Regions from separate parts of the Homo sapiens genome. Here regions 1 and 2 are each linked to region 3. The links are chromatin loops, found by intact Hi-C in ENCODE. Cell type or tissue: dorsolateral prefrontal cortex. All regions are shown on one strand.

The links. Hi-C counts contacts between places; a loop is a spot of excess contacts. Peaks named below come from ENCODE experiments on the same cell type or tissue, not always from the same donor. Only the 100,000 strongest peaks of a DNase experiment are listed, where the experiment ranks them.
Region 1: a loop joins it to region 3, with 5 times the contacts of the local background. A loop is called at or near these places in 6 of 110 quality-filtered maps.
Region 2: it touches region 3 in a loop (30-fold over the local background); 6 of 110 quality-filtered maps call a loop at or near these places.

What each region holds. Positions count from the first base shown.
Region 1 is chr3:181,275,734-181,283,733 of GRCh38, forward strand. The region is part of intron 3 of SOX2-OT (SOX2 overlapping transcript); the gene reads left to right. Among named protein-coding and RNA genes, the nearest start is that of SOX2-OT, 220 kb to the left of the region's middle. In dorsolateral prefrontal cortex, CTCF peaks have their summits at 3,200 (motif pointing left), 3,401 and 3,602; no DNase peak of the experiment used is centred here; H3K4me3 peaks cover 1,266 bases.
Region 2 is chr3:181,453,941-181,461,940 of GRCh38, forward strand. All of the region lies in intron 3 of SOX2-OT (SOX2 overlapping transcript), which reads left to right. Among named protein-coding and RNA genes, the nearest start is that of SOX2, 250 kb to the right of the region's middle. RefSeq lists an enhancer at 559-1,060. In dorsolateral prefrontal cortex, CTCF peaks have their summits at 590 and 5,209; DNase peaks (open chromatin) are centred at 1,021 and 3,441; H3K4me3 peaks cover 5,028 bases; H3K27ac peaks cover 8,000 bases.
Region 3 is chr3:181,697,433-181,705,432 of GRCh38, forward strand. SOX2-OT (SOX2 overlapping transcript) reads left to right here. Exons shown (of 7, transcript NR_075092.1): 6 at 2,166-2,451. Among named protein-coding and RNA genes, the nearest start is that of SOX2, 10 kb to the right of the region's middle. RefSeq lists an enhancer at 7,357-7,858. In dorsolateral prefrontal cortex, CTCF peaks have their summits at 3,212 (motif pointing left), 3,420, 4,879 (motif pointing left) and 5,083; DNase peaks (open chromatin) are centred at 2,235, 3,179, 4,809, 6,949 and 3 weaker places; H3K4me3 peaks cover 8,000 bases; H3K27ac peaks cover 8,000 bases; H3K27me3 peaks cover 7,081 bases.

The sequences.
Region 1 (8,000 bases), 420 kb before region 3:
ATGAATTAGGCAGTGACCTGATCCTATAAATCAAAGACCTTTAGTAACTATAGCTTAGGAAGTAAGCATGGATGCTTTGGATAATTGTAAGAAGAATGTCCCCAAAAGTAATGACAACAGTAATAGCAATTACAGCAGAGTAATAAAAATAATTATATGAAAATTTATTATGTTCTAGCTACTGTTTTAAGTGCTGTATTTATATTAACTTATTTATTATCCTAAAATTCATTCACTTAATAAACATTTATTAAATGCCTCCTGTGTGCAAGGTGCCATGGGCAAAATAGATAAAACCTCCTTCCCTTATGAACTATATTTTAGTGTAAAGAAAAAGACAATCATTGATACAAAAAATGAGTAATTAATAAATTACATCATATATTGGAAAGTGAGAAATGGTATTTTAAAAAGTAGACAGGGCAAAGGAAATCTCAGTAGTGCTGGGGTAGGTGGGGATCAGTTTGCATTTATTAAATAGAGAAGCCAGAACTGCTTGCAGTGAGAAGGCGGGATTTAAGCAGTCTTGAAGGAGAAGATGCATGAGCAGGCAGATATCTAGGGGATGAGGGTTCCAGGCTGTGGGAACTGCTAGAGCAAAGACCTCTGTGTAGGAGTTGCCTCTGTGTTCAGGAGCAGGAAGATCTTGTGGCTAATGCTTGAAGACTGTCATAAGGAACTGAACTTCACTCAGAATTCAATGTGAAGCCACTGCATGCATTTGATCAGAAGAGACACTTGGTTCGACCGTGTTTTAAATGGATCACCCAACCACACTGATAATAGATTTGTGTGGCAGGAAGACTGATTAGGAGACTTTTGAAATAATAGTGGTGGGGACAAAGGTGGCCGTTGTGAAAGTAATGAAAAGTGGCCAAATTCTTACATTTATGTTGAAGACAAATTAAGTAACTTACCCAAAGTTACAAAGTTAATAAATGACAGAATTGGCGATTGAACCCAGGAAGTCCAGACTCAAAAACTGCTCTGACATAGAGTATGGCCTGACCTATAAAAAGAGATGGTGAGAACTCATAAGTGGGAGTTGAACAATGAGAACACGTGAACACAGGGAGGGGAGCATCACACACTGGGGCCTGTCGGGGGGTGGGGGGCTAAGGGAGGGATAGCATTAGGAGAAATAGCTAATGTAGAAGACAGGTTGATGAGTGCAGCAAACCACCATGTCACATGTATACCTATGTAACAAACCTGTTCTGCACATATGTCCCAGAACTTAAGGTATTAAGAAAAAAAAAAAAAACAGAGCGATGGCGAGAAGACAGGCAGAGCTTTCTAACAATTATGCCAGTAAGAGAGTGATTTTCGATGGTGGGGTCTAAGTTGAAAATGGAAAGCCATTTGTCTGTGATAAGCAGGGGAGCTTCATACATGGGAGCAAGGTGTTTAATAAAAATGACTTTTAAGCCCCTTCTAACCCTATGATTCCCAGATTCCAAATATAGAATGGCACAGTTTATACTGTTTGTCAATAGAAATTGACAATTCTAATGATTACTATTTTGAAAACCATTTTCTTGCCTTCATCTAGTTTACCAAGGTGTAACCAATGCTAGATTTGTCCCCTGTTCTCAAGGAAAGGATGAAAACTTGATGAATCTGATGAGTCTCTGAAGTGACTAAAAATAAACCCATGAAATTGCCATTTTGAATGCAAATTTAAAACATTTACATATTTGCAGTGCAAATGCCATTACTAGGTAGTTTGGAGATATAAAATCATAAAATAATAGAGGATACTCACGGATTAGGATGATGCATGATCATTGCATAAAACCCTTCAGTACTGCTATATGGGTCTGGCTAATTGTTCAAACAATCAAGGTACTATACCCTGTATGTGTGCATTGTTGGCACACCACTGGAGTGTTAGACTATTTGTGTTTGTTTATGAAAAGTACCTGACTCTGTTTCTGGTATAGCTGTGGGTTGATATGCTAGGTGGTGATCCAAAGATACAACTTCGCCTAAATCGTTTTAAATGTTCTTTACCATAATGTCAAAGTGTTTTGGACAAACTCCTGCTAGGTGTGATATTTCCTGCTATGAGCAATGTATAGCAAGTCTGTAAAACCTATCAAGTACTGCTAGGGCATTTGGTGGGGCAGGAAATATGACAACCTGGGAACAATTTTTGGGCTACTTGTAGTTGACCAAAGAGACCAGATAGATGCATGCTGCTTGGTAGAACGGGAAGAGAGGGAAACAAAATGAGGTTGAAGTAGATCCTGACAATTGACAAAGAAATGCCAGAGCCTCTATGTAGAAGAAAAGCTATTGAAATTCAACCTATCTCTGAAGGTGGAAAGTTGTAGGTTAGTATGCTTTGCCTGAATTTGAGTATATCTGGAGTGCTATTGGTTAGTCTTTTCAAAGAAGGAAAATTAAGCCCAAAGAGAATAAGGAAAAAATAGACCCTTTTCCCCCACCCACATACTACCTATAGAATGGAATCTGTGATAATGACCCTGTTGGACTTGATTCTGTTTTTAAAATTACAAAAAGTAAAACTGTTTCTTTCTTTACACTGATGTGTGTGTGTGTGTGCATGTGTGTGTACTTTCATCATGCAAATATTCCAAGACCTAACAGAGAGAGCCATTAGTTACTTGAGGCAACTTGCCAGCCTACTGTAGAGCATAAGTTCAGATCTTAATGGTGACTTCTTGTCATTTGAGACTGTTTGAATAACATATCAAAGGAAGAGAATCTCAAATAAGTTGTCTAAATTTAGTAAAGAAACCTCTTCTCCCTGGTAGTTTTGCTTTGTATTTCTTTTGGAACACCATAGACATAATAAAGAGCACTAAGAATTTCAAGTCTGATACTTTACTTTTTGAAAAGCTGTGGCTTTCTTTCAGGTTTTGTTTGATACTAGCAACTGATGTCTGAACCATGAAACAAAACTGTATCGATCTTACCTCTTGCAATGTATAATTGTATTTCCACTTGGACTCTTGCTGTTTAGTTCTTAGTGCAATTTTAATGAGTTCTTTTTGTTTGTCTTCTTCACACGTAATATGCAGCCAACGTACTGTTTTAGAATTTTAGATCAACTTTTATAATTCCCAAAAATTAATTGTAGAAAACGTTTCACTTTGTAAATGTGTACATGTAGAGAACTAGCACCCCCTAGTGTATTTAAAGCCCCCAAAGGTGTGATCTGGCATTTAATAAGCTAATAACAAACAGGAATGTGTTCCAATAGACAGGTTATTTGTTAACTTTTCCCACTGGCATTATGACATAATTTGTTTAGGCACAGGGAAAGCATTTCTTAAAGTTAATAAAGATTATAAATAAAGAATGAATATCGTATTTCAAACATGGAAACTAAAATTTTAAAACCATCATTGGCATTTGAACTGCTGGTGATATTTAAAGGCTGTGAAATAAAATAGCAATCTGTGGTCATGCTGCTAATTTTCTAAATTCTCTCTCTTTTAGAAAATTTCAGCAACATTCTTGTTTCTGGAAGGCTATAAAATTGAAAGTGTTTAGGATTTTTCTTCTGTTGGTGACTGTTGTACTGTGTGTTCCTTAATGAAACTGTAAACTGAAAATTACAGCTTTATTCCAGAGAGAGAGAGAGAGGACTTATTCCAACAGATGGCATCAAAACACCGGTCTAAACTGTATGATCGCTGATTGTTAATTGCATCTGTAAAACAATCCTTTTAAACAGAGTAATACATTTTATCATACAGATTATAGTTCCATGCTTTTTGGTTTTTCAATGTGTGTTAACATTTTCTGCTCCAATATAAGATTTGTGCTTGTATAATTATCAGATTAAACAACAGAACAACAGTGACTCAATCATTTTTAGGAAACATGCACAAGGGAGATAGGGAACCATAAATCACATTTTATTTGGACATTGTACTTGAGAAATGTTGGGGTTTTTATCAGGTTATATAAAAAGGAAGAATGGGCTAGAGCTCACCCTCATCAAATTAAAACGGTAGAAACCTATAAAATATCTTAAATATATGCTAAACATATACTGTACTTTAAAATGTATCTCACTGTAGGAAGAAACATGTTTCATTTACATAGATCTTTGAAATGAAAAGGAAATGTAAAAGACACATAATAAGAAAGAAGTGTTCTCTGAAAAATTAGAGATTAAGGCACACAGCTTCCTTTCTGAAATGGTTTCCATGAAAGCCTATGTAGAAGCAGAGGAATGGGTTTGATGACATCGTGAAGACAGACCTTTTTAGTAAGATTTTTCCAAGATATAGACAGTATTGGGCAAATGGAATATGAAGATTAGATCTTGTGTTGCTTCTGCAGCCTGGGTGATTCAGAGCTGGGAACCTGAAATTTAGAGATGTGGAAAGGATGGTTAACATTCATGTCATCATGAGACAGCTTTTTGGTTCATAGGTGCCACATCAGATTCTCCTGTCTACATTTGATATATTAAGGGTGAATAAAATTAATGGATGTCAAACTTCTGCTATTTCAATTTTTTGTTCCATCCTCTGGGAAAGGATTATAGACAGGAGGGTACCCTAGCTTGTTGAGCTGGAAACATATATTTAATAAGTCAAATTGTGATGATCCCATTTCTGAGTTTTCAGGTATCTTCACTTGATATATAAGTACCATTAAGATAATACTTGGCTTAGGAAGGTCCACTTATCAGACATTATTAACAATTTAGATTCTAGATAGAAAGTCTCAAAACTGGGAACATGAATTTAACTATAAAGGATGTCCAGCAGCAAAAAGACATATCTTTAAAAGTACACAATAAACCCTTGCCTAGAATGCACTTTTTTAATTTTAAAAAGAATTCTAACAAATCATTGTTTTCCCTGATATTGAAGCCTAAATTAGAAAGGCAAGTTACTAGTGGTAGGCATAAGGAGTGACATCTGATGCCTCGTTCTGAAAACAGAGTTGGAAGAACTGTGTTAATAATTCAAATAAACATTTGCTAATTACAAAGGGAAAATAGTTACTTGGAATATCTCATCCAACACCACCTTAACCAAGTGATCAAGGTTAACATCATCAGGAATAAGACATATCGCATCATGAACCCTCTGATATGATTACCAAAGAAAGGGCATGACCTTCCTTGTGTTGTAGCATTTCTTACCAAAAATGTATGACCTCGGTATAATCATTAGAAAAGTCACAAATTGAAGAACAGTCCATGTAATAAACTGACTAGGACTCATCAAGAGTGACAGGATCATGACAGACAAGGACAGACCAAGGATCTGTCACAGATTAGAGGATGCTAAGGAGACAAAAAATTTAACTCAATATGGGGCTCCGGGTTGGATCCTGGAACACAGATTTGGCATTAGTAACTGGTGAAATCTGAGTAAAGTTTTCAATCTAGTTAGTAGTATTTTGCCAATGTTAATTTCTTGGTTTTAAAGATTATATTGTGGTTAAATAAGATAATAGCATTAGGGGAAGTTGAGTGAAGGATATATATGGAGACTATACTTTTTTGCAACCTTTAAGTAAGTCTAAAATTGTTTCTGGATAATTTTTTTTTAATCCTACAAAACTCAAAGTGTATAGTAGTCTGAGGCCATTTAATGTAGGAGCAAAAGGCCCTGTTACATACTTGAGTTGTCTAAAATAATGATTGATATTTAATATAATGAGCTCAAGGAAGAATTATTTGTAATGTTATTTGCTTAATATAAGTCAGAAAGCCTGTAATACATTTTAGAAGCATAATTTTTAATATGAAAATTTGGAAACTGTAAATGAGTAAATTTCAATTACTTGGGAAATCGACTTTTTGGACAATTTTATCACCAATGATGCTGTATAATGAATCATTATTCTTCAATAAAAACTTTCCTGCCTGTGTCAGACCTATAATTCTCCTTCAATCCTCTACCCGAGGATAGATATTTTATAACTTAGAGTAACTGTGCAGATATCTGATGTAATCCAGGCCTTCATTTGATACTATAATCTAATGAAATTTCAAAATTGAGCAATGATTGAAGGAATTTTATCAACCCTTGATTTTGGTACTGTGTATGAATAGGGAATTCAAATAATTTTCTTCAAGGCTTACCTCTGATTTCTGCCTTATAAGCAGGAGTTGGATATTTTAGTATCTACAGATCAGCTAGTGTTAATAAAACCATAGCCCTGAGCCCCAAACCTATCTACAAATATTCTCATATTTTTCAATAAAGAGTGGCAATGAGAGGTTTCACCAAAGTCCATGCAAGGTGGCCATGATCGGAACAAAGTGTGGAAAGCTCCAGTGTCTTAGGCAACTTAATAAGCTGTAAAATCATCCTTTTACTTAGCCTGTCATTTAGCAAATAGGCCTACATTTCTCTAAACTATACCATCACACTTCATTAGCTGAAGGAAGCTTGTAACAAGCTTGTAACTTGTTGCGCACCTACCATGTATTCAGTGCTGTATGAGGTGCTGTAGGATTCAGAAGTATGCTCCAGTTCTTCTGTATCTTAGAAGAAACTCTTTAAAACCCTCATGGGAGCTTATAAGATTAAAGAACATATGCAATTGCAAATCAACCAAATTGTACATACTTAAATATTTAGACCATTGGTTTCCAAGCTTATTGAGATCAAGGACTCTTTTTTTAGTGTCAGATATTTTACAAACTCTATGTGATAGCTGATAAGTGTTTAGTACTTGTAAATAGGAGAATACATAATGGCAAAAGACAAGCACAAATTATTTTAGATTAATGTATTTTGCCACAAGTGTCTATTAACTTTTGGAAAATAGTAACAAATACATGCAAGGGGCATACAACTTGGTATATGCTTTGGTGCACGTAGGGATTTATAGACCCATGATTTCTTCCCTTGCTTGACCCCATCTCATGGATGCTGGTCCTCAGGCTGTGAGCCACTGTGCTGGAGCATAAATGCTGTTGGAATTCAACTGAAGAAGGCCAGGTGATGATTGCCAGAGCCATCATCAGAGCCCCTGGATGGGGCTTAAGGCATGTGTCAGAGGTTTGAGAAGGTGGGAATATGTCCAAGGGAAGCCATGGAAAAGCAGAAATAAGGTAGGCAAATTGAGAGGGAATGAGGAGCCAAGGCTGGATGGGGAGTTAGAAAAAAATAAAATTGGTTAAACAAGACCAAGAGAGATTATGGAGAGTTTTGAAATCCAAACACAGGAGCTGCAAATTTCTATTAAGGCAAGGCACTGGACCAGGACTGAAAGGACTGGGCTATAATCCTGGTACTGCCAATTACTAGGCTTCAGCAAGTTAAATTTTGGAGCCTTGACTGTCATTATTGGTAAAACTGGGATAATAATACATACCACTCAGGAAAGAGAGCATCTGTGAAATTTTCTTGTGGGCTTTCAGTCCATTTGGGTTGCATCTGGAATATCTAAGGGAACTATCTAAGATTATTGAGCAGGGAATCAGCATGATGAAAGTAATATATTAAAGAAGATTAGTTTGGCAGCTCTTTTGCAGTTTGGATTAGAGTCAGGAAAACCAATGAGAAAACTGTCCCAATGATCCAGACTCAAAGACTGTGAAAATAAGGACAAAAGGAAGTTGAGATGAAAATCAATTGGAATTTTAGTTTGATAAAGTATCAAGGATGAGATGAATCAAAAATGATTTTGCGGTTTTAGAGTTAGTTGCTATGGAGGAATGGTGGATACAATGAAAAAGAAAAGGAAAATGGAGAAAAAGCTGATTTGGAGAAAAAGGATGTGAAGTATGGCCATGGTGAATGGCATGTGAGAACCAACAGTCAAGTAGAAATCAACTCTAAACTCTTGGGAATATGTAATTGGAGTGAAGTGAAATTTGTGCTGGAGATGGCTAGAGATGGCAAGTCATGAGCTGCTAGAGTGGCAGTTGAGCTGTGAAATGGATGTGCCACTTAATAGAGATTATAAACAGAAAGAAAAACCAAGGTCCTAGGATTAAGCCTGTGTGGTACTTTCTCTTGAGAAACTATTCTAAGGGCGGATCAATTCAT
Region 2 (8,000 bases), 240 kb before region 3:
TAAAAAGATACAGGGCGCCATTCAGGGTTGTTGGAGCAGTAGAAGAACACGTAGCTGATCTGCAATCAAATGGCCACTCGGGAGAGCAACCTGTGTGCTTTTACCCACAGAGCAGCCAGTTTCAACTGGAACTTATGCAGGGCCCGTTTGCAGACTTCTTTGTGCGGTGGTTCATTCCCCATCTTAGAGGCTGGGGCAGGTTAGGAGAGAGCGCCCATGTTGTACAACAGTATATCTGAGCTGCCCTTTATGCCTACCTATTTCTTTCCCTGCTTTCACCCCTTTGTGTGTTTTTAATGGGGATAAGTGTGAGCTATACTGGAGCGCAATCACATTGTGGTCTTAAAAGGGTCTCTGATGATAGAAAATATGTCAATTTATTATTTCCCTCAGGACAGAGAAAAAAGTACAAAGGTTCAATGGATGATGAAGATAATACTTGTGCACTGTATAGCATTTTCCAACAAAGGATTTTAAGGTGATTTTCCTTTAAAAAATATTTTATATTTTAGTCCCATTTTGTAGGTGGGGAGACAAGAAGATTTCGTAGTGACTAAAATGTCCTAGTGGTGGGACCCTGCATAGAGTCAGCATCTCTATGATCCTTCCGGGCTCTTTTCACTCCCTCTAGTGGAATTTGGTTCTTCACATCAGAGTTTTGACAGCAATAGCAAGCACTGTGCTATTGTGTGCGATCTTTTGGGTACCAGAGCCAGTTTCATCAAATCTTCAACCTGATGGCTCTATCTGTGATCAGAGCTATCTCATGTACCTACAGTTGCAGTTTCTTTAAATAACAATTAGCGCAGGAGATCCTGGGCTGCTCTTGAATGCAGGGAGTATGCTGGTGAAACTCAGCAAGGAGGTGGTCACTTGTTTTTTTGTCACGCAGGGTCTTTCATAATGAATCAACAAAGCATTGACAATAGTTTTCTTGTAAACTGAACAAACCTTATAAATGGTGTGTGGTCTCCCCTCCCCCATGAATTAGTTCCTTTGTCCTGAAATGTGTGGTTAGCCCAGATATTCATTCCGCTCTGCTGGGAGAGTGGCAGAGTCTAGGGAGGCACCCAGAATGTGCAAGACAAGTCGACATTTTACATTTTGGTCTTCTTTATCAGAGCTGGAAATATTTCATTTGTACCTTGACAAATCAGGAAAAAAAAAAAAAGCATGGGTGGACAGCATAGAAAACTTTCCCAAGTATCTGAGTGATCAATTTTAGGACATGAATGTGATAGCTGCTTCCTCTTTTTTATGTGTACAATGATGAAAGGAAATTAAGACTGTAGAAACAGTTTTTAAAGTGCTTTGTATGGCTGCTTGAAATTCATTATATGATTGCCTGTTTTTTAAAAACCTAAATAAGGAGGGCTAAAGTACTTAGGAGAAAACTAATTGCTTTAAGCTTTTCCTCCTCAGTGTATGCTATTCTCTGCTGTTATATAATCTTGGATATTGAGCAACTGAATGAAAGAAACAGTGTCTTACTTAAAGTAAATGGACAAACATCATTTACTGCTGGCGTTTTTGGCTCTTGGGGTGGGGGTGGGGAAGATATCTCATAGTGAAGTTCACCATAGCTTAGAGTTCATAAAATCAACCTTATTGTCAAAACACTGAAATAAAAATTCACAGAATTGAAAGGAGCAAATCTATGTGGAGGCAGGTTTTTAAAATCTTGAAATGTTCAAGTTTTGCTTCTTGTCTTTACAAAAAGGCAAATTATGATGGCATAATTTTTGACATGTTGTTACCAGAGAGATTGTGTGTTGGAATGTATATTAGATTAAATTGATAGATGGTTGTGTGAAAAGAACTGCAATATTCAAACTTGACTGTATGCATAAAATTATTTACAGAACTATACCACATTAATACCATCTTATTTCATTTCAGATATAATTTTACTTAATGGTAATTTTTATAAAGGATATGAATGTGTTTTTCTTTTTTAAAAAAGAATTGCCAAAATCATTGCCAACACATGAAAACAAGTCAATGATTAAGATCACATAAACCCATGTCATATGTATATTCAATCCAGAATTGTTTTAGGGTCATTGTAGCCATAGAGTTTTCAAATAAATTATTTGAATATAAAAGTAGATTATGTATTTCCCCTGTGGCTGGCCAAATGTCTTTTCAACAAAGGGTAAAATAAGAAGGCTATTTTTTGTGTAAAAGAGTGATCTTTTTAGTCATGCTTGGCTGCCTTTTCAGGACTGTCTCCATTTATAATGAGATATTCTTGAACTCATTTGAACCAGAAAGTTTAGTAAATTTGTGGTACATTTTTACATAAAATATCATAATTTGTTTTAAAGGATCAGGTCTAGAGCAAAGAGAAAGTATATGAATGATTGTTTTGATTTTTAGACTATAATTTTGAGCTGACATCTACATTGGACAATGTCTGGAATATTGAAAAAATATATTTATTTGGTTACTATTTCATACTTCTTGGCAGTTCTAATTTCATCTTATTGTCTACTTAAAAGTGTGCTTGCTATTCAAATCTCAGTTGAAGCTGTCATAAAGACTATCATTACAATAGTTTCTATAGTTTTCAGAGTTCTTGGCATTGAAAGGTGATGATGGCCCTTCCAGAATAATAAGAAAAAGTATTTTATATAAATTTTATGGCTCTGCTTTGAAGTAAATTTGACTTATATGCAAATTTGCTAATATTAACTTTTTTCTTTTCCTATTAACATAGTTAGTAAAAAAAATAATCCTAAGGCTGGAAATGCACGGGCATATGCTTACACACATGTAGTGGTGAAAGAAATCTTTTTGAAAACTGAAAGTAAATTTTGACGTGATCATTAACATATAAAAACATGTTTGTGTTATTCTCTAGTGTTTTAACATTCTCTACACTTAACTATTTTTCTAATATACCTGAAGATCTTTTTTAAAAAATTTTAGTTATATTTTTTGCAGTTACAAGCAGAAAAATCAGTTAATAGATTTTTAATCTGATATCAAAAATCAACTCCATATAGTACTTATTTCCAATCTTATTTCTCTAATTGTACTTTGAAATGGATACATTATTTGTTTTACATTTGTACTTCCCTTGAACCTCCTATTTTCTTTTAACTACTCTACAACAAATGCCATTTTTTTTTCTATTCTTTTCCCTTTATCTGATTTTTACAGCAAATGATGTGTCATGTCTCTCCTGAAATTGACCATTCTTTTCAGAAAAGATTTTTTCTTTTTTGGCCTATGGTGCTACACTGAAAAAGTCACCCAGCTAAAATGAGTTACTTCATTTCCAAATAAAAACAATAGTGTTTTCATGCCTGCACTTATTATTATTCTGAGAATGTACTAATTTGTTACATCCAAGATGACGGTTCGTTGGGTCCGTGAAAAGGGCAGTGTGCCAACTACAGCAGGGAAGTAAAAGGACTTCTTTCATGGGAAGTAGTGGGACAGAAAGTAGCCCGCAGTTCTTGTGGGCATCAGGAGGCACGCTGCCAATGGAGTCATCCCAGTATCAAGATTTCCTGTGTTGGGTTCTGAATCAAGCTAAAACTATGATTTCACTAATGTCGGCCTGGGCGGTCAAATTTTCAAACTCGCTATTACGCTAAGGAACAACTGATAGATGTTTTATCCCCATAGGCACTGGCTGATGCGAAACAAGGATTTTGAATGTGTACAGTGCATTATTACTTTTGGTATTAAGCTTAAATAATTGTCTACTTACCCTGAGCTGGTAATAGCAAAATACAAGCAAAGGAGGACATTTTTACAAAGTAAAACTGCAAAACAGATTTATCTATATTACTATGGATTTTTTTTATTGTTGTTCTTCTCCCCTATTAAATTTGAATGATAATGAAGTTTGATTCTATACTTTTATTCGGCTCTAAACCAGGGTGGTCTCATAATTTTGTTTTACATGCATGACATTGCTTAAGGTCATTAGTTGTAAATCGTAGTACAAAAAGGCTGAAAATATATTCAGCACTTTGTAGTTTCCGAATACACATTTAAGAGCTGCTATGAAAAGTCGAGACCTACATGGCAGATTTTCTGGCACTGAATGGTCAATTTAGTGATGTAGATTAGTGAATCCAAACAGTAAGTGGAGAGAGACTATAATAATGCTTTGATATGTCCCTCTGTTGAAGCATATCCTGGTTGATCCATTTTCTGTTATTGTAATATTTTTCTTTGCTCTATGGCAAAATGCTCTCTACTTTCTTATTTTTTAAGAATATAACCCAGAAAAAGTTATCCATTTTTAAAAATAACTTTCATCTGCTCTTGGTACCACTTAATAAATGAAAAAAAAAAGCAGATTTGGATTATGAATTGAGTTTTATTTTGTTGGAATAAAAAACTTTCCTTTGATAACATTTGCTTTTTGTTCAATATGTATTTGCCGAGTTTTTCTTTTATCATAAAGTTTTAATTCATGGTCCCTTTTATTTTGAAGGGGAGTGTACTTTAAGCAACATTTATACAGCAACCATTTTAATAATGATGATAATGTTATTTTATCGAAATCTTGAAATAGGTTTTAATCAAAGTTTGACTGACCTTGACTTGATATTTTGAGTCCTTTTTCATTTTTGTGACTAGGAAGTAAAAACAAGTTCTGCCTTTTATATTCTTCATGAGTTATGAATTTAATTTTCTTGACATCTTACTTCAAAATCAAGGGCAATATGTATTTTTCTTTTTAATTCCAAATGGAAACTGGCTGAATTCACAATAAAGACAACTGAAAATTGGAATTGTTTAAAAATTAAAAAAAAAAATACACCGTTGTAGCAGATTTTAAATGAAGTAGGTTATCAAGTGGACTGCTAATTTTTGCCTTTCCAAAATGTTGGATATTTAACCCTCAGAATAATTAAATATTTGTAATAAAGCAGTTAATTCAAGCAGTTTATTGCTGTAATTTGCAAAAGTACATTGAGCTGCTTTCTTTTCAGCTCATTGATGGAGGAACAAACATTTCTTTAATAAGACTACAGCACATTCTAATTTTGTTGCAAAAGCTTAGATAAGGATCAGGCCCCCTCTGAATCACTGCATTGACCTATGACATTGAAAGTGCTGAAGCTCTTTGGCAAAAGAAGAGTTAGACATTCATTATTATGCACAGGACTTTCCAGTTCTAAAGGGGCTCTGTGCTTTCTCTCAGATAGACTTTGTTTGTTGGAAATGAGAACTGTATTTTGGCAGCAAAGGACCAGAACTGAAGCTACTCTGCAGGCAGAATCATTATGACATAATCCTTCATTAATCCTCATTCTCTATTAATAGATCATGCAGAAGTTTTCCTTTAGTTGATCATCTTCATCAAGGAGCTATGGAAAAGCATTACCAGTGAAATGCCCACCTCTGGTTTTAAGACTGTTTGTTTATATCCATCTTTATTAGTTGCAAAGATTAATGGTGAAAATAATCTCTTAGACTTTGCTTGGTATACAAACCACATATGAGGACCTAAAAAATCTGATATAACTGAATTTTCATGTTTTGGGGGTAAAACTCACCTGGAAATAAAACATAGCACTTAACAATAAAAAAGAAAAAATTATCAGGCTAAAATTTGTTTCTGGTGAGATAAAGGGGTTCTAGTCACAGAAGCACGGGAATAGTAGCTAAGCAGCCCAACTTCCCATATTGCTTAAGAAAACAAGTTATCATACAAAATATGTATTTTTCTAACTGTTACTTAACAGATTGAATTACTCTTGAGATGCTCAACTTTTCATGGTGGGTGGTGAGGGTGCATCTCCTTTAGAAGGATACATATGTACTTGTTTTTGTCCAAATTATCTGCCCAGATCAGACACTGGAGCTGCGACCTTCCAATGTAAGATTTTCATCATATCCTTTTAAGAATTTGGGGACTCATGTAAAATGTATTTAGAGAAAATAAATAAATATCACTTGCTGTTTTCATATACACCCTTGGGGTCTTGATAAGCCAAAGTTCTCACAGAAGGTCTGGTTCATCAGTTCAGCCTCACCATGAGCCCCATGGCCTGCTGCTGTCCCTGACACTGACACTAGGCACCACGTCTTTGACTCATCTTTGTTGATAGACCCAAAACTTCATTTGAAGGCATAGTTTAGGAATATTAGGAGGAGATTTTTATGATATTTATTTTACATTTAGTCGACAGAATTTAAATATTTTAAAATAAAAACTATCTATAGGGAGATGATTCGATTAAGCAGTATGTACCGTTCCTAGAGGAGTATGCTGAAAAAGCTTTCTCTAGGTTTTGCAGGTGATTGTTCCGGTAGAGGTGTGCTCATAGTGTTTAGTCATTAATGGAGACTGTGCCTCCGTTGGAACTGGCTAATAGGTCCAGATTGATCCCTCATAGTAATGTCACTAATACTTGTAATACTAGAAAATATGCATGCTACCAAAAAATTGTAGGAACATATTTTTATGTTGTCTGGCACATATTTCTGAATTAAAAACTCACAGAAGGTAAGAAGTTGTCCATAGACACACAAATTGTAATTGTTTAATTTGGCTTTTAATCTAAGCCTTCCCATCTTTTAATGATTTTATGTATAATCTGCAGTAAAGAGAACTAGGATTTATTGAACAACTGTTATAAATAGACCACCTCCCTAGGTCTAATTAATTTCAAGGCTAATAGTCTAAGCTAATTGAAAGAGAGTCACCATAGAACTGTAAGGTAAAAGCTGTACTTTCTAGGCCTTTGATGTTCAGGTTGAATTGGAATCTGGGTTTGAAAATTTCTACAAGCTAAACCAGAGATGGTCAGGGGACACTCCAGGCAAGGCCTAAAAAATCAAAATGTGACCAGTGTTTTAATGCAGTGGCTCTCCTTTTGTTTATCAGAATTGCTGGTGGTGGCTGGTAAGGCAACATAGACAATGCATAATATTCAGCCCTCAAAAGGACATTTTCATAATACTAAATGTTTATACTCAAGAATCTACCAGAAAAGTACTTGAAAGTTACCGTAGTCAAGCCAAGACCTGCAAACCTGGAAAGCCAGTCAATATCACCATAGTGGGCAGCTTTTCCAAAATGTTTGCCCAGATCTTAATTTATTTGCTTTAACCTGAGATTTTTGTTGACAGTAATAATATTTGACAATTAGTTTGTATTTAAGAAGATTTTACACAACAAAAAGTATGGTTGCATATGAAGAAAATAGGATTAAGAAATGTATTTCAAATTTAATAAAAATGTGGATCATGGCAATTTGATATTGGCTTTTCTTGATGAGTTTTCCGGTGTGTGGATTTTGAAGTGGGCACAATGCTCCCTATCAGATCATTTCAAATTGCTCCTGGACAGAATTCCTCCTCCTCCTCTGTATTATTTTTTTCACTGCTGCTGTAGTAACTCGCCACAAACTTACTGGCTTAAAACAACACAAATTCATTATTTTACAGTTCTAGAAGTCAGATGTCTAAAATGAGATGGTAAGGCCGTGTTCCCTCTTGGGGGCTTTAAGGAAGATCTATTTTCTTGAGCTTTCCATCTTCCAGAGGCCACATAAATCCTTTTGCTTGTGACCCGTTCCCCCATCTCCAAAGCTAGCAGGCAGCATAGCATCTTCGAATGTCTTTCTCTATCTCTCAGCTTCTATTGTCACTCAGCCTCTGTCTCACACTGACTTCTCCTGCATTGCTCTCATAAGGACCCCGGTCATTACCTCAGGCCAACCAGGCAATCCAGGATAAACTCCCCATCTCAAGACCTTTAACCTGATTACTTCTGCAGAACCCCAAGGTAATATTCACAAGTTTTGCGTATTAGGGTGTGGACATCTTTGATGGTCATTACTATCACATCCCCTGACCCTCTGGGGAAGAATAGGGGACTGTTTTTCATTTCCTTGGGCATCAAACAGTGCTGAGATCTGTGGTTCCACACCTCTGCTGGGATGCTTTTTAAAATCCTTATGCCCAGGGTATACCTCAGACCTATTATATCAAATTTCTCGGGGTGCGTCACAAGGCATCAAGTA
Region 3 (8,000 bases):
ACATATGACACAAGAAGCAGGAAGAGATCTTCAGTTATTCCAGTGGATTACTTTTTTATGAAAACACTGGCTAAAACATTTTACATTCACCCTTCCTCATTCCACTTTTAGTTGGAAGAAGTTTCTAGTATTGATTTAATTTTGTATAAGGCCCCTACCCTCTCCTACAATACCATTAAGTAACAAATTCACCCACCTTAGCCTTTTCTGGTGAAAGTCACTCTTGATTTACTCTCTTCACTTCCCTTCTACCCCCAATGCACTCACACTTTTACAGACACATTTTTCTTGATCCAGAGAGTATTGGGAGGTACATAACTTTTTAGTATTGTCTTGACTTTCATTCTTTTCTAACTGAGATTGGACTCTTTATCCTGTGATACAAAATGAATTTTTGAGAAACAACCATGTGAAAAATTACTTAATTTTCTGTTTTGATGTATTTGTTTTTCAAGCTTCATAGGAAAGGCTTTAGTTGGTGTTTAAATGATAGTCCATAAAAATTCCTTATTAGATGACTCCAGACCAATTGTAAACCAATAACATAATTGTTTCCAAAAGGGAAAGTGGAAGTTGAGATCAGTTAGTCGAGGGATTCATTTGAGTGTGTTTATCTTTAAAATGGTTTATGAGAAGAAAGGGAGAAATGAACTGGGTGGAGGACAGAGGTAGAGAATCCAGTGAAAACATGTTTTTAAGATTAAAGCCATTTTTCCACATTATTTTCTTGCCACAAGTGACAACACAGAGCAGGAGTCATGAAAGTGGATTACTGTCACTCTGGGCTATTGGAGGCCCAGAGAGCCCTGGCATTAATTCCTATAGAAAGGTAGACAAACCTAGTCAGTAACTAACACTGTCCCCCACAGCGCCCTCACTGCCAAGTGTTCAGGCTCTCTCAGAGTTGATACAGACCTCAGGGGGGTCTAGGTGGCAGGGCTTCCCTTGTGAGAGGAAGCGGAGGCTCTCTGTGGAACTGAGAGGGAGGAAGCCAGGTGGCTGTAAGAGCAAGCCTGAGGGGATAGGGTGCTGTAATAGGAAGGCTGTGGCCACCAGTCCCTCACATGGCTGCAATTAGTGAGTCAAAGCTAGCTAATGATGAATCAAAAAGAGCCAAGAGTAGGACTTTCTGGGTGCTAAAGACTAACCTTTAGCTTGTTCCACTCCTCCCACTGGGCTCCCATCCTAGGTTTTCCAGGATTGGAGACCTTACTGGAGGAAAGGGCAAGTATGTTAAGAAAACATGCCTAGCCCCTGTCTAGCATGCGCATACTGGCGGGGTCTTGCAGAGATGGGGAGAAACACCTTGGGATGAAAGAAGCCCTCAGTGATCTGTGTGTCTGGCTCATACAGTTGTGCACGGCCAACCAGAGAGTGGGGGAGAGTAAAGCCTCATTTTTTTTTCAGTCACTCTATCTGGGGTTGCTTATCTCCTCTCCCCCAACCCTCTGCCTCACCCCACCAGGACCAAATAGAATTGAAACTTCATTGCCTTTGCCTGTACTGAGCCTAAAAACTCAGGGTTTGATAAGGTTACTGCACCAATGATACAATTGTAGATTTTTAAAAGCCTCCTCAAAGAGACAGATGTTTGGGCTGATTAAGAATTGAGGAGGAAACCTGCAGCTGCACCAAGGAATAATCTATTGGACAAATATTGTAATAAAAAAATATGAAGAGATCAGCCCGACCTTGCAAGGTCTTCTGCTTTAAAAAAATCTTTATCAAACCCCTATTCTATGGCTTCAATAAACAGAACCCATTACCTCACGGCATCTTTTGTTGGCCCCATACAAGAGAGAACAAAATGGTTATTCAGGGGAACGCTTTCGATTTTTATTGTGGGTAGCCTGCACAAAGAGCCGTGTTATTGTATTTAAAAGAACCATCTGTAGCAGAAACAATGGCATCAAATTATCTTTGAATACCCACTGAAAAAACATAAAGCTTTTTTTTTTATTCTTCTTCTGTACGGTGGGGGGATAGAGCAGTGTTAGGATAACTGACTTTTTTGTTGTTCTCTGGGTGCATTCTTCTCGCTCCCCCTCTCTCTCCCCCTCACCCTCTCTCTCTTCTCTCTCTCCCTCTCCCTCTCTCTCTCTCTCTCTCTTTTAAAAAATCAGCCATTTGGGGTTTTAAGCCATAAACGATTTTTCTTGTTGCAGGGGATTGCAGTGGCAAAGCTAGGCTAGGTCTTGGAGGCTGGTGTAAGGCGATGTGGGTGAAGGCAGGAGGCTGATGGAAAGACTGGGGGGAAGAAAAGCCGAAATGGATTCACGGTGCCTTGGATGAAGGACGAGAGGGGAACTGCAAGCTCCTTCAACTGGTTCTGTCCGGTGAGAAGTGATCAAGCTTGGGCTGACAAGAGGCTCAGGGAGCCCTCACGTTCTTTCGCTTTTTTACCTGCCAATCAAACTGCTACAAGACAACACCCTGATCTGGCATGGACATGTAAGTAGCTTGCAACCCAACTTTGACATTCACTGCTAGCTCACTCCTCCCCCCACCTCACTTTCTTCCCCACTCATTCTGTTTTTCTTTCTTTTTTTTTTTTTTCTTTTGACCTTTAAGAGATCTGGAAATACACCCTGTGTGGCAGTCATTTAACACTGGTAGATTTAAGTCTGAAAGCGTTAACTTTTGGAATTAAATTCTAATTTAGATTTAACAAATGCAGAAATGAAATGACATTATTTCATCCTATTTTGGACGGTTTTGGTACTGAACTTAATCAGTTGTCTTACAAGGGTGTGTTTCTTTTACTATGAAACTGAAGAAATAGATCTGTGAGCCCCCAGAAAGAAACCCACTAATGAAAAATTCAGGCTTCCATCTTAAAAATGTTAAACTCTAGCATTTCACCCCCATAAAGAACCTCTTCCAGACCAATGTTACTAAATGGAAAGAGTGATTTGATTCAAAAGGTACATATCATTAAGGGGTTGCTACTACTTCAATCGGCGTCTTAACTATTTTGGTGGTGGTTACGGGTAGGGGGAAGTTGCAAAACAAGAGGAAGGGGACATGGCGATACCTCGTTTTTTATAAGAGATTGACATAGAGGAAGATAGAAATGCATGGGGGCAGAATAAGCAGGAAATATTACCTGAGAGAAGGAATTACAGAGCATGGCGAAGCTGGAAGGTGGGAGGGTTTCTGCGGGAAGTCGAGCGAGGGGTGATGGGGCTTGCTCTTTGGCGCCCTCTAATGGCAACTTGAACCAATGTTTTACTTTCGTAATGCAGTACTGGGAAAAGCAGCTGGGTTTTTGTTATTGCTGTTGGTTTTTTTCCTCCGCAGACTTAGAAACTAGAGACTATTAGTGGAGTAAATTGATTGTTTTCAGCCTAGGAACTTATATATATATGTCTTAAACTCACCAGTGTTTCCTCCTCAAACATCCCCTCCTCTCCCTAAATCTTGTTAGACTAATAGAAGAGGACAGGCTAATGGCAAATTGACTTATGGAGGGTGGTCCACGCCCAATTAGCCATTGCGGGCGGGGGAGAGGGTGTAGGATTCGTTTCCTACCTGAACAGCATTCTGACTCTTCTAACATACTCGAGAGGTGTAGGGGGTGGAGTAGGAAGGGATGATTTGGAAATTGCAGATTCTGACATGGGCTCATTATAATACACTTTTAAGGGGGCTCTTGGGAACCTCTGTTATTGCGACATGTGGTGGTCAGGGGGCTTTCCTTCCCGCCTTCTTTTTCTTTTTTCTTTTTCTTCTTTCTTTCCTTCTTTTTTCTTTTCTTTTTTTTTAATTTGATAGATAAAGGTTAATCTTGGGCTGAATGATAGAGCTATGATTGACAAGAGAAAAGGTGTTGAGGGCAGGTCGCGCTGTCTTATTTACAGCCCACTGCTTGCTGTAGAGTCTTTGTTAGGACTGGAAAGCTAATTTAGTGCTGATCAAAAGCACCACAGAGTTAAAGGACTGGTAATGACTGCTAATTTCATTTCAGCCTCATGCATCCCCAACTGCTGTAATTAAAGACACGCTATTTAAATACAGGTGAAGGGTTTTTTTTTTTTAAGTTGGGTTGGGGGGGGGTGGGTGGGTGGATTACAATTTTATTTAGATCTTCTACTCTACTTGGGTGTTATGTAGTCCCAAATTAGATTTTATTATTATTATTATTTAGAGCCGCTCCTTGTCATTTATACCTGGCTTTGCAGAATCGGAAGTGTGAAATGTGTCACTCACATAAAAGCCCCTGTTTAAAGAAAGGGTGGGACGGGGGAGTGCAGAGGAGTAACTATTTAGGGGTGATTTAAATATTTAGGTCTCCTTTTTTTCTCCTTCAAATTAATAGAAAGGCCTTCGATATAGTTAAAAGTATTTGAAACTGGGGGCAAGGTTAACAGGCCAAAGGGATCAGTGTCAGCTTTTTAAGTACTTCTAAAAAGATCATGTGAACAGATGGAAAAATATATTTTTAATTAAATAATTTCCCCCACACTATAGCTGCAGTGTTGGCTCAGAAACCGTGTAATTTCTCATCCGATAGGAGTTTCTTTATGAGAACATCAAAGGATAAAAAGCTCTGCATTTTCGTAGTTGGTTAAAATTGATAACCACCCCCCCATGCGCGCGCGCGCACACACACATACACACATATACACACACACACACCAACACACACACACACACACACACACACACACACACACACACATATCCCCAAAAAAGAATTTAGCCTTTAATCTCTTTTTATCCACGAAGACTAAAGCTCTGTACTCGACCCCGCGAGCGGCTCTCGCCTTCCGGGGCTGGAACCCGACTCAGATGTGAAGCGGCACTGAGCCGCTGCGCAGGTTCGTGCCCAGCGCCCCCTGTTGGACACAGTAGGAGCTGCGCAGCGCCAGTCCCAGAAATCGCTGGAATCCTGCTCTGGGGTTAGAGAAAACTCTTTTATTGCCCTCCAAAAAAGAAACGGGATGCGAAAACAAATTTTTATATCCTTGAAAAATAATATAATATTAACTCAATAAAAAACTAAAGAGGCGATACTACAATTTTAATTCAATAAAAAATAAAGACTGTCCTCCTCACATCCCAGCCATCCCCCACCCGGTTTGGTTTTGTAACTCTTTTGAAAGGTTCTGCGATGGTAAAACAGGTAAAGAAAAGTGACGAAAAACAAAGCATTTTTCTGTAGCCGTGGAGAATCAAGCAAAGTATACTTCCTCCGTTTTGTCCACATTTCAAAAAATTAAACGGAAGATGCTGCTGCTTGCTGTTTTGACGTTGTCAGCAGCGTCTTGAATGCCCTCAGAGGTCCTGCAAGTATCGTAACTGAGCCTTCGAGTAAACGAAATAACTTGCTTTTATGTGTTTATTTCCAGAGTATAATTAAAAGACCAGTCTCTTCTTTGAGTGTTTCCCATCCCCTAGACCAATCCTGGTCAAAGTTTTTCCTTCCCAGATACTGGCTAAGAAACACATACTGGCTAAGAAACAGGTGCCTGGTATCTTTTTTCTTTCATCTTAGCCGTAGGATTTCGGGGAAGGTGTGCCAATGGTAGGGAAGGTTTTCTTTGAAATTCAGCATTTCGTTGACCAGGAATCCAAATTATCCTAGGGAAGGGGGAGTATTTTTACACTTCCAAAAAACTACCTGTCTACATAATAAAGAGCTTTGCCTTTTTTATTATTATTATTTCTTCTTCTTCTTTTTGGTCAGCAAGTGAGGGCAAAAGTAGCCTTTGAATTATTTCAGAAAGAGAAACTGTAAAAATGGCACATCCTCTGAATTTAAAACAATAGGGAAATGTGGGTTTGCTTAATTGTTTAAAATCAAATAGAAATAATTACTGTGCTAAATGAACAAGATGTTTTAAGATTTACATCTTCAGGGTTATGGTTATTGATTTTAACTTTACCCTTAAGAAGTTTAGAGATCGCGTTTTTAAAGTTTGCTTATTGACGGAAATCGGCTTAATTTTTCATAAAAGAATGGCTTTTTAAAATATTGAATACTATGGCTATGCAAGGTTTATGATACCTTTATGTTTATTCTTCCCACCTCCCAAAATTAGCGAATTCGAGATAACATTTCAAGGGGAATTGCTATTTAGTGCGATGAGAGATGACTTCTCCATCTGGTTCCAGAATTAGATCTCGGCTTAGGTTTTTTAGTAAGTAGGTTCAGATGCAATGGAAGGAGAGAAGAATCAAGCCTTTTGATAAAATCTCTACCCCGAATTCTATGGAAAAGACAGGCAAGCGGGATTCCAGCCACAGCACCCCCACCTTTTGCTCTACCAAAAGGCTTGTCCCCATTACAGAAATAATATAGTCGGTGCTAGTTTTGTGAACCCGCGCCAACCGATAAGGTAAGAAACGGTGCGCTGACAGCCGAGGTCCGAAGGCTGCTCAGTGGTTCCCGCAGCCCGTGGGGTAGGGAGGCCAAAGCCAGCAAAATGTTGGAGGCGACGCCAGAAAGAGAGTATATGCCTGCTATTCGGAAGTGATGTCGAACGTGCAATAGCAGAGTCCTGGAGATTTCCACCCCGTTCCGCACCCAGGGATCCCAGCCTGTGGGGTAGCAGGTTGTTGGGTGAAGGCAGGAGGGAGAAGCCGCACCTGGCTGAGGGCGGGTGGGCGTGCCGGGAGCGAGTGCCCAACTTTCTAGGGCCCATGGAGAAAGCATAACCCCTAGTTGAGGAAAGAGAGCTAAACAAGTGGGTGGCCCAGGCCTGGGAATGCCACCCAGCTCTCCCGACGCAGTGTTATTTCTGTGGTCCCAGGGGGCCCCAGCACCTGCCCGAATCCCACTCCCCAAGGCCGCCAGCAGGAAGGCAGCCCCTCCATCTTTGAGGGCTGAGGAGGGGGCAGCGAGTGACTTGATTCCTTAGTAGCAGGGAAAACCGCAGCGGCTGGCAACGGGCCGCGTTTCTCCGCGGCGGCAAAGCGCCCTTTAGGGGCGGGGCGGGCATTTTTGGTCTCCTGTCCCAGCGTCCAGGCCTGAGCCCGCGCGGGTTGGCTGGGCGCCCTGCTTTGTAAGTAACCAATCTTGCTGGATTCTGAGGACTATCCAGGCGGATGGGCCCACTTAGCTTAGGCCCACTGAGACCCTGCCAACTCCTCAGACCCTTTTCCCCTTCATCCCTCACACCTTTCATGATGAACCCAGGAAAGAACCCGAACTCTGAAAAACAGTACATGTGGTTTGAAGTTTGATAGTTATTTGGGTGTGAGGGACATGACTCTATTAATAAAGACTAAGATTCAAGGCTGAGCTCTCATTTATTAAATTTGCTCTTTCACTCTGTTTTCAAACTCTGGAGATCTTTCAGTTTCGTTGCTCCAACCCTGACACAGACAAAGGCGCCAGGGAGAAAGCCCAGGCGGGCTTGAAGCAGTTGAGGTATAGACTGATACTCATCTCTCCATCACTCAGACGGGCAGATAAGCACTGCCAGACTGGGGGTCCTAATCCAGGGCCCAGCGGCTACGTGGGTTGCTGCGGGGTGTTGAAACCACAAGTACAACTTGACACCATTGAGCCCACGGTGCTTGTCAATAATCTGTGAATTAGGTGCAGAGATTGTCACTGTAGATCATAACAGTTTCTGAAGGACTCATTACAGCCTATCGTGTCAATGATCTTCAAATTAAGGAGGGGAGGTGGGGCGAGACGAAAAAGGAGTGGGGAGAGCCAGCAAAAAGGGAAGAAGGGTGGGAGGGAAGATAAAAGTCAGAGCCCCAGCTCCGAAGGAGCCTTTAAAGATTATCAGGCCAGCGATCTGAGAATTCCATTGGGATGGGTTTGGAAACCCAACTCCATCTGAGCCAGGACTGGAAGAGGGGCGCTGGGGGCAAGCAGAAGTGGGCCCCTGGGAAGGCCGACTTCTCAGGCATTTCTTTTGAGGCCGGAATAGCTTTTGGGAGAGGGTTCTAGATGTCAATGGGAGGCCTTGAGGATGCCAGCCCGCCCAGGATGGGTGTACACTTTGATTTAGAGCACTTTCCAGGGCAAGCCGCAGCTGCAG